3 separate regions of the Mus musculus genome follow, and regions 1 and 2 are each linked to region 3. Evidence: chromatin loops called from intact Hi-C (ENCODE). Cell type or tissue: heart. All regions are shown on one strand. Links, peaks and the distances in the headings refer to the core of each region. The heading gives the core; the rest is flanking DNA.

The links. A loop is a pair of places that touch in the nucleus more often than their neighbours do. Peaks named below come from ENCODE experiments on the same cell type or tissue, not always from the same donor. Only the 100,000 strongest peaks of a DNase experiment are listed, where the experiment ranks them.
Region 1: it touches region 3 in a loop (7-fold over the local background); 27 of 42 quality-filtered maps call a loop at or near these places.
Region 2: it touches region 3 in a loop (2.2-fold over the local background); 2 of 42 quality-filtered maps call a loop at or near these places.

Annotation. Positions count from the first base shown.
Region 1 is chr8:31,093,531-31,100,015 of GRCm38, reverse strand. Dusp26 (dual specificity phosphatase 26 (putative)) reads right to left here. Exons shown (of 5, transcript NM_025869.4): 4 at 5,714-5,928; 5 at 2,970-3,827. The coding sequence ends at 3,628. Among named protein-coding and RNA genes, the nearest start is that of Dusp26, 7.2 kb to the right of the region's middle. In heart, for the core only: a CTCF peak has its summit at 2,844 (motif pointing left); a DNase peak (open chromatin) is centred at 2,835.
Region 2 is chr8:31,211,092-31,217,576 of GRCm38, reverse strand. All of the region lies in intron 3 of Fut10 (fucosyltransferase 10), which reads right to left. It also overlaps the pseudogene Gm8051. Among named protein-coding and RNA genes, the nearest start is that of Fut10, 27 kb to the right of the region's middle. In heart, for the core only: CTCF peaks have their summits at 2,173 (motif pointing right) and 3,446 (motif pointing left); a DNase peak (open chromatin) is centred at 5,896; H3K27me3 peaks cover 656 bases.
Region 3 is chr8:31,144,597-31,151,060 of GRCm38, reverse strand. Tti2 (TELO2 interacting protein 2) reads right to left here and starts at 745. Exons shown (of 7, transcript NM_144927.3): 1 at 1-745. The coding sequence starts at 211. Snord13 (small nucleolar RNA, C/D box 13) reads left to right here and starts at 1,103; the gene lies at 1,103-1,200. In heart, for the core only: a CTCF peak has its summit at 1,986 (motif pointing right); DNase peaks (open chromatin) are centred at 360, 790 and 1,140; H3K4me3 peaks cover 2,036 bases; H3K27ac peaks cover 1,891 bases.

The DNA.
Region 1 (6,485 bases), core at 888-5,887, 52 kb after region 3:
ATTATGAGAGGCACCATTCCCTATGTTGAGCCCCGGACTGTGAAAGATTAGAGAAAGCTTGGGCTGAGAATTAGAGCAAACAAGCAACAATCCTTAGATTTATTCTCTCTCTGCTTTTGACAGTGGACATTGATGTTTTAAGTTTCTGCCTTGCCCAGGAAACAGTGGGCAGTGACCTGAAAAGGCAAGTCAATAAAGCCCCCTTGTCCCTAAGTCGACTTCTGGCAAGATGTCTCATCAAAGCATCAGAAATCAAGCTAGGAATTTAACGAATAACAGCATCTAATCCATTCTGGAAGATAATCTCAAAATGCGTTCTTTAGAAGTGAGAGTCAAATTCTCAAGCTACTCATCATGAAAACAAACACAAAACCTTTCAGGCCACAGTCAGACTGAACAAATATGCAGGTGGCCACTGGAACATGTTATTAGTAATACACATTTTAGATTAAAAAAAAAGATTTTTGTATGTATGCATGTATGTATGTATGTATGTATGTATGTATGTATGTATGTATGTATATGAGTACACTGTAGCTGTACAGATGGTTGTGAGCCATCATGTGGTTGCTGGGAATTGAACTCAGGACCTCTGTTCACTCTGGCCCCGCTCACTCCTTCCCAAAAAAGATTTATTTATTATTATATGTAAGTACACTATAGCTGTCTTCAGACACACCAGAAGAGGGCGTCAGATCTCATTACAGATGGTTATAAGCCACCATATGGTTGCTGGGACTTGAACTCAGGACCTTCGGAAGAGCATTCATTGCTCTTAACCACTGAGCCATCTCTCCAGCCCGCATTGTAGATTTTAAAGAAAGATGACCATTCTATTGCATGCTATACTGCTGTAATCATAGTTACAGTGGATCCTTCTGTGAGCGTGAATTATTTATAGTCGTCGTCGTCGTCATCATCATCACCATCACCATCACCATCACCATCACCATCACCATCATCTGTTGTGCTAAGGCTTGAATACAGGCTCTCTTGCAAAAAAAAAAATGTACGCAAGTGTTCTACCACTAAGTCATATTCCCATCCGTTATTTTTAATTATGTTTAATTCATTTGACACTTTCTAAATATTGATTGTGGGGCTGGAGAGATGGCTCAGCTGTTAAGAGCACTGACTGCTCTTCCAGAGGTCCTGAGTTCAATTCCCAGCAGCCACAAGGTGGCTCACAACCATCTGTAATGGGATTCGATGCCCTCTTCTGGTGTGTCTGAAGACAGCTACAGTGTACTCAGCTACATTAAACAAACAAACAAACAAACAAACAAATCAACCTTTGGAAAAAAATTGATTGTGAAATGTTCTATGTAATGATGCCCTGCCTCAATGTCTCAACGCCCTGTACTGGGATTATACACATGTGTGCTACCATGCCAGGCTTTGGCTCATGGCTCTAGTAGGAAACCAACCTATTTTGATTAGAATCCGCATTTCTGATGAAGGCTTCTCTCTGTCCTTTTGATAAATGGGTCCTCAGAGGATACCACACTTTGAATCCTTAGCGAATGAGCCTGCTATCCCCTCATCTCACAGGTCTCCCTGGAGAGTCAGGATCTGCATATTCTGAGGTGTGAATTCTGCTTCCCATAAATATGGAGGAATGCAGTATTGGCCAGCCTGTAGGGTAAGCGGAAATACGACAAATGCAGATGGTTGGGAACAAATAGCTCTTGGTCTGAAAGGACCGGGTCAGAAGAGAACCACTCGAACTAGGTTCAAACCAGAGAACTCCCTCTCTGTCTCAAGAGATGGGGAAAGTTTTGTAAAAGGTGGAGCTAGAGCCCGTGGCCATTTAGATGCGAAGCTGAGTCTTACCTATGAAATGACCACGATCGTCCCATGGAAGAAGCCAGAACCACTGTCTGGAAACGAGACTAAGAGGTGGTGAATCCCGTTGGCTGAAATGTTCAAGCAAGGGCTTGGTGCTGCACAGAGGTGAGACAGATGTCTGTGCCTCTTGGACAGTCGAGCTGCAATCTGTGAAGGAGCCTCCCAGCTTTAGATGAAGTAAAACACAGAAATAGAGCTAGGACATTAACGAATAACAATCTAGAATCCACCCTGGAAGATAATCCTGAAACTCGTTCTTTATCCATATATTCTCTAGAAGCCACACTTTGTGAGAGTCACTTCTAGCTTCTACGCTCTGGAGTAGTTATACACTTTTATACACTTCGTATATAAGTGTCTTGAAAACTTTTAGTGCATACTTTTGTGAGAGTCTGTGTGTGTGTGTGTAAGAGAGAGAGAAAATGTGTGTGTATGTGTGTGTGTGTGTGTGTGTGTGTGTGTGTGAGGGAGGGAGAGAGAGAGAGAAGGGAGAGAGAGAGAGAGAGAGAGAGAGGGAGAGAGAAAGAGAGGGAGAGAGAGAGGGAGAGAAAGAAAGAGAGGGAGAGAGAGAGAGAGAGAGAGCGTTACAGCATACACCTATCTTGCTGGCTCATTTCCCCCCTGTATGTTTTCCTTGCGCTTTCTCTATCCCCTTTTTCCATTCTGACATATACTATCAGAATAAAAGAGAACATGGTTTACTTTTTCTCTAGAGTTGCGATGACTTCCTGGTAGTTGAGATAGCATGTTCTTCCTGCTTGTCTACACTCCTCTGAGCAAAACCTAGAAGGATCTGTCCCTTAAACTTTGGCGCCTACAGTAGAACACTTAGGCTAATCTTGATTTAGGATTAGTATTCTGTTGTCTCATCACCCCTAGGAGCCAGAGAGACCTATCCTTGGAAGATGAAAGGTCCCTGGGTGGCTCACCTCTGGACAGTACTGCCAAATAGCTGCAGACATCCAGATTTTGGTCCTCTGCTGCCCCCTTGTGGATAAGTTGGAAATAACAGCTCAAGCTTTCATAGTGTTGTATAAGAATTGGTGAAGGGTTTGGTGGCTAGAAAGTGAGCCAGGGGTTCCCAGAAGGAAGGGGTCAAACTGTTAATAACGCCAAGACACTTTCTTCTTTTTCACCTCTTTATTTTTTTTTAACTCCAGACGCATGGTTTTCAGTGAGACTATGACCACCTAAAAGACTCCAAGTTATTTGACCCTGAGCAGCTCCCGTAGGGTGTCATGTCAGTCCTCACACACCTCCCTCTTCCTGGAGTTGCACAGCTATAACCTACAACCTGCTCCCTCTGCATTGGTGGCTTTCACACCACTCCATCACTGACCGACCGACTCTAATGTTGCTTTCTGCAACCTGTACCACCTTCCTTCACATCTATGTGTCTGCAACCCTGACATCCCCACTGCTCACGTACTTCAGGGCAGTGGTCCTTTGTTTGGGGGGGGGCACTTGAACACAATGAGGGGAAGAGATTCTGAGTCATTTGGGCACACCCTGCTCTAACCCAGGACTGGCCTAACCACACAACCATCCTCTTACAGCTCAGCTGCTTCCTTCCCAGGTCAGCAGCCCCTACCCATCACACTGCCCAACCTGGCTCTCCATCCCCATCCCCAAAGAGCCACAGTGGTCTTGGGGCTCTTCACTCTCCTGCTGCTGAGGGAGGATGGGTTGTCTGGTCTTTCTACTACCTGTCACTTGGGTTTTCTCTTCCCAGCTGGGAGCCAGGAAACCACCCAGAGACCTGGCCTGGTTCCTTTCAGTTCATGCCTCTAGACCCTGCCGCAGCCTACGGTCCAGGGCTAGGAGCTGCCTCAAGAAGCCCCGGTTGGGGGTGATGCCTCGGTGGTCCTTGACTTTCTTGATGGCCTCCACAAGGGTGAAGTGGTGATACAGCATGAGGTAGGCCAGCACCAGGGTAGCGGATCTGCTCACTCCCACCGCACAGTGCACCAGGATCTTCCCTGGGAAGAGGAAGGCAGAAACATCTGAGAGACTGCTGGGGGGCGAAGGGGGGGGCTGCGAGAGGCTAGGGAGAGCTCAGCATGGTCCACTAGGCTGTAAGCCCGTGGCATATGGAGACAGGACTGGGTGAGGAAGAGTGGTGCCGAGAATGTAGATCCTGGGCTGGTGAGATGGGTCCCTGGGTAAAGGCATTTTCCACGCAAGCCTAACAACCTGAGTTTTATCCCTAGAAACCATGTAAAGAGACCTGACACCACAAAATTGTCCCCATGGCTTCTGCAGATACAGCATGGGACATATATGTGCACGCTCTACACACACATGCGCATTCCTATGTGCACACGCACACAAACACATACACACGCATGTATGCTTAATAGCTGAGCATGTATGTATGCATTTAGGATGAGCAAGTCCCTGAGCTGGATTCCCAGCACTTCAAGACAAGTAACGAGGGTCCCTGGCAGAGGGGAGAGGCCTGGGAAAAAAAAGAATAGAAAGGGCATTCTGAAGCCTCCTATCTTTGCCTCTCCAGTGCTAGGAGACAGCAGCACCCTTGCCTGATAAGTGCTTTACAGACCGAGCCATCCCCTCAGACCCTTCTTAACTCTTCTTTCATGGTTTCAGTTTCTTTTTGGTATCTGAGACTGAGTCTTGATTCATTGTTCAGGCTCAGTTCAAGCTTGGGTTCCAACAGGGCTGCTGTGGAGGTCTCTGGAGTAGCTGGGACTGATGGGCACGTGACATTATACCCTATTTGTCCACTTGTCTATCTTGTTGTTTCCCTCAACTACTGAATATATGTTTATCTACATATACAATTGTTTCTTCATATTCCGAGTGGACTGATCCCAGGACAACCTACACATTACTAACACACATGCAGATTCTCAATTCCCACATAGAAAATGATACAGCCTTTGTATAAAAACCTACACAGCCCCGTGATATACTTTTGGTCATCTCTAGATTACTTGTGTCCACTAATAAAATGCAAATTCTCTATAAATAGATGTCACGCTATACTATCTGCAGAATAATGAAAAGATAGCCGGGTGTGGTGGCTCACGCCTTTAATCCCAGCACTTGGGAGGCAGAGGCAGGTGGATTTCTGAGTTCGAGGCCAACCTGGTCTACAAAGTGAGTTCCAGGACAGCCAGGGCTACACAGAGAAACTCTGTCTCTAAAAAACCAGAAACCAAAACCAACCAACCAAACAAACAAAAAGAAATAAAGAAGTTTAGACATTCTGTATGTATGTCTGCCCCCATATATTTTCAGTCTGCTGTTGGTTGAAACTAGTGATGTGGAAGTCAAGCAATACAGAGGGCTAACAGTGTTTCCTGGACAACTAAGAATTTAAGAACCACGTTTAAGGTTAAAAATGACAGGAAAGCATGGAAACATATTTTTTTAAAAACTGACACTTGTAAGTTTAGCATCTAGGAGCAGCTTGCCATGGGTAGATGGCCCTAAAATATGCCCTTCATCACTTTTTAATATACTAGCCTGAAAAAGATAGTTGAAAGGATTTTTTTTTTCCTTAGTGTTAGGTCCTATGCATTTTGTCTTAATTTTGTTTTGTTTTTGTTTTAAATGTATGTATTTATTTATTTTATATATGTGAGTACACTGTAGCTGTCTTCAGACACACCAGAGCAGGGCATCGGTTCCCAGTACAGATGGTTGTGAGCCACCAGGTTGTTGCTGGGCATTGAACTCAGCATCTCTGGAAGAACTAGTCAGTGCTCTTAACTGCTGAGCCATCTCTCCAGCCCATCTTATGGTTAAACTTTTGCTCCATCCTTGATCCCCCCCCCCCCCCGGGGCTTCTAAATGCCACACCTGATTTTTATTTTTCTTCTTTTCTGCTTTTCCTTCCTACCTCCTGGCTGGCTCAGCGCCCGATGGATGAAGTCCGCAGCCGTCTGAAAGTGGATGCTCATATCAAAGGCTGGAGAGTCGTGCGCCTCCACACCCAGGTAGCGGATGCCCAGTCCCTCATAGGCCTCGGGGGTGCCTCGCCACCTGTTGTGTGAGGCGTTGAGCACGTGGGTGATGCCCAGGCGCCGAAGCTCACGGCGGTTGTTGGCCATGTCCCTGTGTTAAAGAGAAGTTAGAAGGGGCATAGGGAAGCCCATGGTACCAGGAAACTTGGCTAGGTGCTGTTGTTGGCTGTGTACCTCTGCTGTACTTACTAACGAGGTGGAAGAGAGGAAAATGGCTAGTGACTCGGGTCGGGGTGAAGATGGCTATCATCAAATACTGGGAAGTGGAATTTTCACTGCCCTGTAGGATTCTAAAGGGCTAGGATCAAAGGATTCAAGAAAAACCAGTTTCGATTTCACGTGAGGAAGTGCACATTAGATAGAGCGCTCTAGCTGACCAGAGGCTAGAACACTTCAAGAAAGACTGATTTTCCTAAACAACAAACCAAACCAAACCAAACCAACCAACCAGCCAAACAAAGCCAGGAGTGGTGGCACACGCCTTTAATCCCAGCACTTAGGGGAGGCAGAGGCAGGCTGATTTCTGAGTTCAAGGCCAGCCTGGTCTACAGAGTGAGTTCCAGGACAGCCAGGGCTACACAGAGAAACCCTGTCTTGAAAAACAAAACACAAACAAACAAACAAACCCAAACCCAAACCCAAAACCAA
Region 2 (6,485 bases), core at 943-5,942, 66 kb before region 3:
CTCCCTGAAGAGTACTGGAGGTTAAAAGTTGCAGAGGGAAAGGAAGCCATTTGCTCCTGTAGTGTAGTGTAGTCCTGTAAGGTGGCCATGCTCCTACAAATAGCCTCTCACTTTCTATTGTATAACCAACCCTAACGAAGCTCTTAGGCCACACTTCCATCCAAGGAGGAGGAGGAGGGAGGGAGGGGGATGAGCTGCAATGGTGCATGGTGGCACACAACTGCAATCCCAGCATTTGGGAGATGGAAGAGAATCCCTAGTTCAAGACCATCCTCAGCCATACAGAGAATCTGAGGTAGCCTGGGTACATGAGATCTTGTCTAAAAACCAAAAAGAAAAAGGTGAGAGAGAGAAGACACACAAACATAAATTCCAGAGGACAGTTTTGGGATCAGTAATTATAAAAGGAAAGAACTACCATTTTTATTTTTATTGTTCCAGAGACAGAGCCTTCCTTCCTACATTGCCTTGAATTGCATCACAATCCTGATGCTTCAGCCTCCTGAGTTCTGGGATTATGGGCAAGGGCCACCACACTAGGAACAGTTTTTTGTTTTGTTGTGTTTATTTGTTTGTTTTATTTTTAAACAAAGATAAAGTTTGAATGAAATAAGGAGAGAGTGGTGAGTATATGAATCAGACACTGACAGATGAACACTGTAGTCCCCGCACTGGATCCATAGTCCAATTTCCCAAGAGAGAGAGAGAGAGAGAGAGAGAGAGAGAGAGAGAGAGAGAGACAGAGAGAGACAGAGAGAGAGAGAGACAGAGAGAGAGAGAGAGAGAGAGAGAGAGAGGAAGGAAGGAAGGAAGGAAGGAAGGAAGGAAGGAAGGAAGGAAGGAAGAGGAGAGGAAGGGAGGGGAAGAGGAAGAAAGAAGAAGAAGAAGAGGAAGAAGAAGAGGAAGAAGAAGAAGAAGAGGAGGAAGAAGAAGAGGAAGAAGAAGAAGAGGAGGAGGAAGAGGAGGAAGAAGAAGAAGAAGAAGAAGAAGAAGAAGAGGAGGAGGAGGAGGAGGAGGAGGAGGAGGAGGAGGAGGAGGAGGAGGAGGAGGAGGAGGAGAAGGAGAAGGAAGAGAAGAGAAGAGAAGAGAAGAGAAGAGAAGAGAAGAGAAGAGAAGAGAAGAGAAGAGAATCCCTCAACAAAACTAAAAGAAGACTGCCACAAGAACAGAATGCCAACTTTAACAACAAAAATAACAGGAAGCAACAATTACTTTTCCTTAATATCTCTTAATATCAATGGTCTCAACTCCCCAATAAAAAGACATAGACTAACAAACTGGCTACACAAACAAGACCCAACATTTTGCTGCTTACAGGAAACTCATCTCAGAGAAAAAGATAGACACTACTACCTCAGAATGAAAGGCTGGAAAACAATTTTCCAAGCAAATGGTATGAAGAAACAAGCTGGAGTAGCCATCCTAATATCTGATAAGATTGACTTCCAACCCAAAGTCATCAAAAAAGACAAGGAGGGGCACTTCATACTCATCAAAGGTAAAATCCTCCAAGAGGAACTCTCAATTCTGAATATCTATGCTCCAAATACAAGGGCAGCCACATTCATTAAAGAAACTTTAGTAAAGCTCAAAGCACACATTGCACCTCACACAATAATAGTGGGAGACTTCAACACACCACTTTCACCAATGGACAGATCATGGAAACAGAAACTAAACAGGGACACAGTGAAACTAACAGAAGTGATGAAACAAATGGATCTGACAGATATCTACAGAACATTTTATCCTAAAACAAAAGGATATACCTTCTTCTCAGCACCTCATGGTACCTTCTCTAAAATTGACCACATAATTGGTCACAAAACAAGCCTCAACATATACAAAAATATTGAAATTGTCCCATGCATCCTATCAGATCACCATGGACTAAGGCTGATCTTCAATAACAAAATAAATAATAGAAAGCCAACATTCACGTGGAAACTGAACAACACTCTTCTCAATGATACCTTGGTCAAGGAAGGAATAAAGAAAGAAATTAAGGACTTTTTGGAGTTTAATGAAAATGAAGCCACAACATACCCAAACTTATGGGACACAATGAAAGCATTCCTAAGAGGGAAACTCATAGCTCTGAGTGCCTCCAAAAAGAGAAGAGAGAAGAGAAAAATAAAAAAGAAAGATGGAGCAGGCGCCAGGATGACCACCAGGGGGCGCGCGGACGGTTCTAAGTTCCTGTCCCTTTGTTGGTACTTTGAATATGTCCGGGATGGCCCTCAGCCGACTTGTGCAGGAAAGGAAACCTTGGAGTTTCCACACTTTTGGCTTTGTGGCTGTCTCGACAAGGAACTCTGATGGTACGATGAACCTGATGAACTGGGAGTGTGCTATCCCTGGAAAGAAGGGGACTCCGTGGGAAGGAGGCTTGTTCAAACTAAGTAGGCTTTTCAAAGATGACTATCCGTCCTCACCACCAAAAATGTAAATTTGAACCACCACTGTTTTCATCCGAACGTGCATCCTTCTGGCACAGTATGCCTGTCTGTCCTGGAGGAAGACAAGGACTGGGAGCCAGCTATCACCATCAGACAGATCTTAAGAATACAAGAACTTCTAAATGAACCAAATATTCAAGACCCAGCTCAAGCAGAGACCTACACAATTTACTGCCAAAGCAGGGTGGAATATAAGTAAAGGGTCCGAGCACAAGCAAAGACGTTTGCCCCCTCATAAGCCGGGGCCCTGGGCTCCATGACGAGGAAGAGATTGGCTTACCAAGAACTGGTTTACAACCTTTTGCAGCTAAGTCCATCCGTACAGTTACTAGTCATCTGGGAGGGTTAAGCGGGCGCAATTTTGCATTTCCGCCATTGGCATATCCAGTCTTTTGTGGTTTTGATTATTAAGTAAAACTTGTTTTTATTTTAATAGTGATGTCAGTATTTCAAGTGCTGTAAAGGGATAAACTTTTGTGCTTGGTAAGCCCCTAGCAGCTAGTTTCTTCCAGTTGTGCTGGGACGCAGGCATGCTTCCCACTGTTCAGAGCTCTGGCTTCTATCTGGCTGTGTGACAGAACCACACTGCCTCTCCTTCCCTACCCTCGCCCTTTTCAGAAACCTGGGCTGTTGCTTATGAGCCTCAGATCTAAAGTTGGCCAGCATCTCCACCCTGCACGACTTCCTTTGTGTTTATATGGCATTCTGTCTGTGTTGCCCTTTAGAGTAAATAAATTGTTTATGTAAAGGTTTAAAAAAAGATAAAGTTTGACTTTGAACATTAGATCTAAATATTAACTAGATAGAATTATCAAAATTCTCATCCTAAAATACTTCTGGTAGCATAGACACTAACACTTTTTATTCCTTTGTGTGATAAAATGAAGCTTTAAAGAGTGATGCAAGAACACTTTCAAACATAACTGGAAGAATAGAAATCCTTGCTCCCTGACCAGCGTTAACCCGTGCATACTGCCCTCTAGTGTCACCTCCTGGGAAAACACCCTGAAATTTGTGTATGAAGCTCACTTACCAGATCCTCCATCATCTCCATGTGCTCCGTTTCCTAATTCTAGGTCCCAGAATTTGACTAGAATAATTTCTTTGACAGTATATCTTCACTGTGGTCTCTTCCAAAAGGTTTCACTAAAGCATCCTGAAAATTAGCTAACTGGGAGAGAAATGTGTTCTAAGTCCCCAGCAAATACTCCTTCGGTTGGAGAGCAGAGCCCTTTTGCCGTTCTCAGCTCCTTGTGAATCGACAGGTGTTTTCCAAACTAAAAGCAGAGTAGGAGAGAAACTTAACATGACTCAGGGCATGTGCACAGAGAACGGAAGGTGCCGGTGGCAGCAGCCACTTCCACGGCTATACTGACATCTGCAGGCATCTGAAGAGCAGCTTGCTGTCACCGTTAGTAACTGCTTGATCAAATCTACCTAATAAAAACAAGGCAACACAGATACTATCCCGCAGGTGATAATGGGAAGGGGTCACAGACAAGTCATTCCTGCGGGTGAAAATGGATAGTAACAGGCCACACTAGTGCAAAGAAGGACAAAGACGGTGTTAACGACAGATTTACCACTAGCGTCTGTGAAATTCTTCAGCATGATTTAGTACTTGATAGAGTCACATATCTCTCCCTTGCCAAAAGCACTTGCCCGTGCTCAGTTCTCAGCTGCTAAGGTAACAGAGACAGTGCTGGGCACTGCCCTCAACTCTGCTGGCTTTCTATCTTTTGAGATGATGCTCTTCCATCCCAGGCCACAGACCTCCTAGCCACACGGGCTCTGTGGACAGTGAAGTCAGGGACCTGGGCTAGGGTGCTCAGGCATAGCAAGCCAAAGCCTACAGTGTAATATGTGCAGTGAGTGCAGGGGACACAGTGAGGGCATTGGGTACTGAGGGGCAGGAGAGACAGACAGTGAGAACAATGGGCCCAGTGGGCACAGTGGGTGCAGTGTGCAGTGAGCGCAGAGGGTACAAAGGGGTACAGTGGGTGTAGTAGGGTCAGTGGGCTCAATGGAGGCAGTGTGTGCAGTGGCTGCAGGGAGTGTAGGGCTACAGTGAGTGCAGTAGGTGCAGTGGGTTCAGTGGGGCAGCGGGGACAGTAGGAGCAGTGGAGGCAGAGGGCACCGTTAATGCAGTGGATGAAGTAGTGGGAGCAGTGAGTGCAGAGGGTGCAAGGGGATAGAGTGGGTATAGTGGGGTCAGTGGGCACAGTGCGTGCAGCGGAGGCAGTGGGTGCAGTAGAGGCAATGGGTGCAGTGGGCACAGTGGGGGCAGTGGGAACAGTGGGCATAGCAGGTGCAGTGGGCTCAGTAGATGCAGTGAGAGCAGTGGGCACAGTGCATGCAGTGGAGGCAGTGGGCACACAGGAAGCAGTGGGTGCAGTGTGCGCAGTGGGTGTAGCAGGCACAGTGCCTGCAGTGGAGACCATGGAGACAGTGAAGGCAATAGAGGTACTGGGGGTATGGAGGGTGGGCGTAAGAGCAAGCTCTCCTGAGGGGACTCTCTCCAGAGGACCTCACAGAAACTCGGAATAATTCTAAAGCTGGTTCCTGAGCTGTGAGCTGATAACTCCTTTCTCTACACGGGGAGCCACTCTGACCAAGAAACCCTCCCAAAATGTTTGCTTGTTTCCATATAAAATCAAGAGGAAGGTCCTGACAGAGTTCCCTTTACAGGCCAGCCACACAGAGTGTGGATATCAACCTAAATACTTCCCAGAAACCAACACACACATAATTAGGGTAACCGTTTCCAGCGCAGCTTTTCTGTGTGTGGTGCTGGGGGTGGAACCCAGAGCCCTCAAGTGAGCCAAGCTGAACTCTCCACCTCCCTCATAAAAATGTTAGTCCTCGTGTAACACAGGAGTAAAAAGAGACCATGCTCTCCTTACACAAGAAGAAGCTTTAAAAAATGTGGGGGGAGTCTCCGTGTCTTCTGAGTACATATCAGAAAGACAGATTTGTAAACCACGAGGCTAAGGTTAAAATTCAGATTAGCCGCCTGATGAATGGCCGACACTTACGACTGTAACCCGCAGAGCAGAATACATCCACCTTTCAAATGCGTTAAAGTGTAATCTTACCAGACAGACTTTGTTGTGTCTGTGACACAGGGCACTTTGGAAATGTTACTTCCTACCCTTCTCCTTCTTCCTCGTGTCTCAAGGTCCAGCCTGTGAGTCTCAAATCTCGTGGAGGGACAGAATTGCCACTCTCTATGTACTGTGAGCTCCCAGAGGAAAAGAAGCTGCTGGCCAGAACACAGCGGCTCCCATCCTCATGGACTAGCCTGTCTGCAGCATGACTGGGGCAGGATCCTTTCCAGCCCTGGAAAGGACCGCCGTGAATGAGGACACCCAGCCAGGGGCTAAGACATGCTCACAAACCTCACCAGCCTCCTCTCCTGAACTCCTGCTAGAACCTTCTCACTCTCACCCCATTTTTCTTCTGAACAGATCGTTCTCTGGCCTCTCGGTTTCCAAATTGACATTTCTCCCTCTCCTAGTCTGTTCCTAATTAAAGAGCCGGACAAGCCTGGTTTGCTAACCTCACAGAGGCTTCTACTCTGACAGCTCTCTGCTGCCCCCTCTTGTCATCATGTGGAACAGCTTACTCTTGCCACAAAACTCTTGATTAGGTTGGCCAGGGCAGCTCTTTCAGTGTTTGGCATGGGGGCGGGGGGGGGGGGGGGGGGGAGTATGTTCAGGACTAGAAATACAATAGGAAGTAAAATGGCAAAAGCCCTCATTTTTGTGAAGCTCACAGCACAGTAGGAAAGGCACCCAGCGATCAGTCACATGGTAAATGTTACATCAGAACTCAGAGGACTTGTGAGATGTTTTAAGGGCAGGCTAGACCTGGTCAGCAGGTTAGAGGAGGTGTCCTAGGGTAGTAGTGATACAGGCTGAGATTGAAGGATGAGTGGATGAGTGGAACAAAGAGAATTAGGGAGTAGAAGGAACATTCCAGAGGAGAAAGCAGCAGTGTGGTTTCAGATAGCAGGTAGCATGGTAA
Region 3 (6,464 bases), core at 1-5,000:
TCCCCTCAAAGAATCTGTCACCTTCGGCGGCTTCTATTAAAGCGCCGAGGTCTTTAAGAGCCGCATTTCTTGCGCCGCCCTGTCCTGATGACTTTGGGCGGCTGAGACGGTTCAGAATCTTGGAGAAGGCTGGTTCGAGGGCCGGGGGAGAGCCCTCTGCAGGCAGGGAGCAGCCGACCCCCGACTTCTCTTCGGCACTGTCCAGCTTCATTCCTAGTCGCACCGGAGGGGCTGGGCTCGCCCCCCCCGCCCCCCCCGGGGGGGGACAGAGACCAAATGGGGATGGTGTCTGGAGTCTCGGAGGGAAGGTCGTCCGGGGCTCGGTGTCCCCCAACGAACAGAACTAAAACCAGGCACAGCTAAAAGGCGAGATGTCTCACTGTCTTGACGCAAGGATCGAGTGTCAATCCACCCAGTAAAGTGGCTGTAAGAAGAGAGCCTCAAGCCGGGCAGTGGTGGCGCACGCTTCAGGAGGCAGAGGCAGGCAGATTTCTGAGTTCGAGGCCAGCCTGGTCTACAGAGTGAGTTCCAGGACAGCCAGGGATACACAGAGAAACCCTGTCTCGAAAAAAAAATAGGAGAGCCTCAAGCTCCTAACACGTAGCGAAATTTGTCTTTCCGAAAACTCAAAAAAGAAAAAAAAAACAGTTAATTTTAAAGACAAACTACTGAACCGTGACACCAAAAAGGCTCCCGAAACCAAGCGCTCTTCCAGTACGGTAGCTGTATTCCGCAACTTCCGGCCCTGGAGAGCATTGTAGCCGTAAAGCAAAACTAACTTCCGCCAGCGGAGCCGCAACGCTTCTTTTTACGACTCGCGACCAGAAAGCAACAAACAGTCCGTCAGAGAAGGAAGGGGTAAAAGGTGGAGCATGAAGGATATATTTGCATAACTAAGCGTTCGCTCATTAAGTTTGTTCCTGATTTCATCTGCTAGGCTAGAAACAAGAGAATTCTCGCAAAATCCTAGTAACAGTTTGAAATTGTACTAGATTTTGTGTGCAAAAGCTAAATAGAGCGGCAGCATATTAGTCACCCTCTTTGAAAAACTGGTGAGACTTACTCGATACTTCGCAAGCTAACAGTAAGGCCGATCCTTTCTGGTTCATAAAGCGTGATGATTGGGTGTTCACGCCATTGCGTGACATGTGCCGCCCATAAACCTTGTTACGACGTGGGCACATTACCCGTCTGACATGAACTTAGGAGGATCCTCCACTTCTGGTTCTTGTGTAGATTAGAGTTATGCCCTGTTTTTTACTTCTTGGTTCAGTCAGGTAGGATTACTGGTTAGGTAGTGGAAAGTGTCCAGGGTACCTGGGACTAATACATTATTACTAAAGTACATTCCATTCCTAAGAGAAACTGAAAGTGACAGAGTTATGCTTCTTACAAGTCGCTCTGGTACAATTCACTTCTTTCTAAGAAAAATTGTTTTATTAAGTTATTACTCTGATGTGTATAAATGCTTTGTTCACATGCGTATATGTGTACCTGGTGCCCCCCCTGGTCCCCGCGGAAGCCAGAAAACAGTGTCCAGTTCTCTGAACTTGAATTTCTGGAGTTTGTTAGCCATGGCATGTTCTTAACTGAACCATCTTTCCACTCCAAGACATGCTCTTCTTAGTGTTACACTATTTGCCACTACACTACCAGTGATGCCTGTGTGGCTTTTTTTCCCCCCTTCACTTCTCTGTGTGACCTCTTGCAAACGGCAATAGCTCAGATCTCTATGTCTTAATTTCTGTATTGGGGAAACAAATGTAGATAATTACTGGTCCCCATCTCTTAGGACTGTTGGGACAATTTTTAATGTACATAAATGCCGGGAACAATATCTGATCAGCATAAAGTTCATAGAGGTGTTAGTTCCCATTGTTATGCAACAGCACCAACATTAATTTACATTTCTTCTTTCCAAGAAAATCTGGTGATTAGAATTCTAACTCGGAACCTCTTTCTTCTGGCTTTTCCCACTCTGACCAATTGGTGGCACTCTGATCAATCACTGCTAACCACTTCCAAGAGAAACCTTCCCTTAACAAAAGCAGCTTGAGGCCAGTCAATAAGAGGTTATTGTGTCTGTACTGTGTGGGACGTTTCTTTTCTGTAGCATGTGCCCTTTGTGTCCAGTGGATCCAGACGCCTTTCAGACTTGAGGAGTGCTCTGTATTGTTGAGATCTCTCGCTGGGTTTCCCAAAGCCCGAGCCAGCCATGCCTTTACTTCTATCTAGTGCCTGGCACAATTTAGTCAAGGCAACAAATGTATCCTGAATGCCCATGTCCACGCACAGAGGACAGGCTGGATTGACCACCCACACAATGCAGCTACATGGAGCTGCGTCCACACAATGCAGCTTGGTGCAGCTGCAGTGAGGGAGAAAAAGCAGTCTCTGTGTAACACCATGGAACTCTGGGAATATAGATAGGTGGAAGGAGCAGAGGGGAGGAAGGGTAGATAGATGCTCTCTTGTAAGAAAGAAGGAAAGATAGAGAGTAAGATATATGCATTTCCTTGTGTGTTAAAGTAGAAATGGAAGGTAAATAACATGTATAAACAATTATGTGTCAGGAAATAACAGAATGAAGGAATAGAAGCAAGATCTCTCTATGTGTACTTTTATCGCTTTAACTCGGAAATCATGTGAAACCCTTACATAATTATTTTTAAGAGAAAATCAGGTGTGGTAGCGCATGACTATAATACCAACTTGAAGGAGGCTAAAGCAGGAAGATCCAGGCCAGCCTGGGCTAAACAGTAACATGGCTCAGTTGGGAGTGTGTTTGCACAGGCAATGGACTAGAACCTCCAGCAGGACAGGAGACTGGGGATAGGGTATGTGCCTGTACACCTAGCACTGGTGAGGTCAAGGCAGCAGGGTCAGAAGTACAAGGCTAGTCGGGTCACATGAGACTCAAAATAAATAAAGAATGAATAAGTGAATGAATTGTCAAGTCGCATTCCCTAGAGTGGCACTGAAAATGCTTGGCCAAGGATTTGGGGAGACGGTACGCAATGCCGCCCCGCATGAGGCGGTGCAGCTGCTGCAGGACAGTCTGACAGTTTCTCTGCAAAGTAAACAGGGTCAACACAGAGCTGAACCAGATTTAACAACTGTCTTCATTGATGTATAGCCAAGAGGACTAAATTCTTGTACCAGTACGAAAACTTGAACATGGATGTTCACAGCCACAATCTTCTTAGGCAGTGGGATCAGTTCACAGAAAAAGAGATAAATGCTATCTGTAGCTTACATTACCCTAATGACCATATCAAAGGGGGTCCCTGAGGTGGGCCTGTTGGGAGATACCAAAACTGTGAGCTATGCAGGTTTTGCCTACCAGTCATGCATTACCGAGACAAATACTTGAGACTATTCCTAAAAAGAGGGAAAGATTAGTTTGGCTTGTGGTCTCAGGTGTTCCCTGTCTTTGTGCTGGTGGTAACACAGTAGATCACGGTGGGGGAAAAGAAACAGAAAATGCTGCATCTGGGAAGAAAGTCAAAGACAGACAGACAGACAAACAGACAGACAAACACACACACACACACGGGGAGGGGGCAGAGTGAGAGGAACAGGGGATTTGACTAGGACCAGATTTCTAGTGTCTCCTTTGAACACAGCCCTCTGTTGATGTAAATCCTTTACTTTTGGCCTTACTTCTAAAGCTTCTACCATGTTGTTGTGGTGCCACAAGTAGAGTCTAAGCCTTTAACATATGGGCCTTTGGGGTTAGAGTTCATATCCAAACAAGCCTATGACGTAAGTGACCATACTGCTGTGGAATCCTTGGATGATGGGCCACAGGCCCAATGTTCTAGAAGCTGTGAAGCAAACCCCTTTTCTTCATCAGTTAACTACCCAGATATCTTGTTATGATAACAAAAGCTAGCACAGTGAAGGAAGGGTGAAAGAAACACACGATGGGAGTTTACTTAGATATAATTAATGAAAGATCTTGGTTTCTTCCATGCTGTTTGGTGAGAGTGCTTGGTGCTGGGAATTGAATGTGTGCTGAGTTTACCCATGCTGAGCACATACTGAACAACACCCTCAGCTATAAGTGACATTCTGATGCATATGACACAATGGAAGAACCTTCAAGGCAAAATAAATAAACCAGTGACAAAGGCACATGCTATATGATTCTACTGACACGAAATACCCAGAATATGCATACCAATCAAGGCATGACATGGACCAGTGGTTGCTAGGAGATGGGAGAAGGAAACGGAGGATGGCTGATAATTAAGGAGTTTTCTTTCAGGATGCTAAAAAAGTTGTGGATGTGATAGTGATTGCCCAATCCTGCAAAAAATTTAGTGAATATGGAATGGAATATGATGGTTTGTATATTAAATTTTAGTTTAAAAGTGGTAATGGACCATTGAGACATCTTCTTAGGTGTGGAACATGATGGAACCCCCCGTAACAGTGGGAAGAGAATCAAGTAGTTACAGGTAACAGTATGAGCCTGGACCACAAGGTAAATAAGTAGCTTCCAGCTCATACAGCAAGAACCCAAGATGAAGCTCCTCGGTGGAACATTCTCCGACCCTTTCTTTTTTCAGAGATGTGGTGCTAAATCAAGTAACCTTGCTAAACGGTGCTTGAACAATGCCCAAGGTAATAAGGGGCCTCGTGTATAAGACAGTACTTTAAGAATATATCAGGGCTGGGTTTGTGCAGATTCATGCACAGGTCAACACTACAACCCAGACTTACAGCATAGGTGGACCTAGAGGGAAGAGTGGATAGTGTCAATAAAGGGAAGGAGGACTGAGAAGAAGATGGAGACAAACAAGCCAGGAAAAGTATGAACTCACGTCTTACAAGTCACATATATGACTGTACTGGCTAATTTTGTGTCAACTTGACAGAAGTTGGAGTTATCACAGAGAAAGGAGCTTTAGTTGGGGAAATGCCTCCATGAGATCCAGCTGTGGGGCATTTTCTCAATTAGTGATCAAGTGGGGAGGGCCCCTTGTGAGTGGTACCATCTCTGGGCTGGTAGTCTTGGGTTCTATAAGAGAGCAGGCTGAGCAAGCCAGGGGAAGCAAGCCAATAAAGAACATCCCTCCATGGCCTCTGCATCAGCTCCTGCTTCCTGACCTGTTTGAGTTCCAGTCCTGACTTCCTTTGGTGATGAACAGCAATGTGGAAGAATAAGCTGAATAAACCCTTTCCGCCCCAAGTGCTTCTTGGTCATGATGTTTGTGCAGGAATAGAAACCCTGACTAAGACAATGACATACTTACATATCTATCCAAAATATGTATGAGTGCCAGCTAGGATAAAGGGATTAAATGTTAGGTATTTCCTTTAACAGGGAACAAGACTACAGTCACTTGCAAGAAAGTCTTAAACATTTAGCAAGACTTCCCAGACTTCCCAGCCTTCCCGAGGACTGACACAACAAGTTTGGGCTGTGGTGGAACACATTTGTCATCTCAACACTTGAGAGGTTGGCGAACGACGGTCTGAAGTTCAAGGCCAAGCTCGACTGCATTCTCTCATCAAACTATTCTCCAAAAATAAAAATCTAAAACGAATGCTGAACCCAGACGAAAATATCTTCATAAGGAAAGACAAAAATGAAAGAAAGTAAAAAAGAACAACCTAGTTTCTTTGTTTTCCTGAGAGTAACAACCACGGGGACTGAAGCACAAAATTATTCCTGTTTTGGCTGTTAAGGTCTCCGTGGCGCAAACTTGGTTTGACACAGATTTCAAAACACTGTGAAACAAGACAACGGCTGCAGAATAAATCCCCCAGCCTCAGTTGCTCTGAGTTATGTCACTCTCCCCAATTTTAGGTCCCCCATTTTGTACTGTTTGTGCAACAGTATAATCCATTCGCTTTGCTGTGGGCATCATCTGACATGGGCATCATGATGGTGGCAATTGCTTTTTCAGGAAATCAGAGGAAATTCACATAGGCTGACAACAGAGACCCTTCACTTGTGCCAACACTCCAACCTGAGAGAGTTACTGGCACCAAGTTCCCAGCATGTATTCTGTGAAGAACATACAGTGTAAGCAGCCATAGACCATGTTTCCTTCACTTCCTTCCTATCGCCTCGTAATGTGTTTCTTGGGCAGGGAAACAGGATGCGTAGGCTTTGTCAGGGCTGCAGCGTTGTCTTTCTTTTCTTTCTTCTTCTTCTCCTCCTCCTCCTCCTCCTCTTCCTCCTCCTCCTCCTCCTCCTCCTCCTCCTCCTCCTCCTTCTTCTTCTTTAAATCAAGCTGGCACTAGACCCATAGAGAAAACTGCAAATTGGGCCAACTCAGGATCAAAGGTCTCCCTTCTATGTCAACTGTACACATTAGATCTCATTCTCGGTCCTCTGTTCCCTCAATCCCTGGTTTTTTTTTTTTAATATTTATTTATTTATTATATGTAAGTACACTGTAGCTGTCTTCAGACACTCCAGAAGAGGGTGTCAGATCTCGTTACGGATG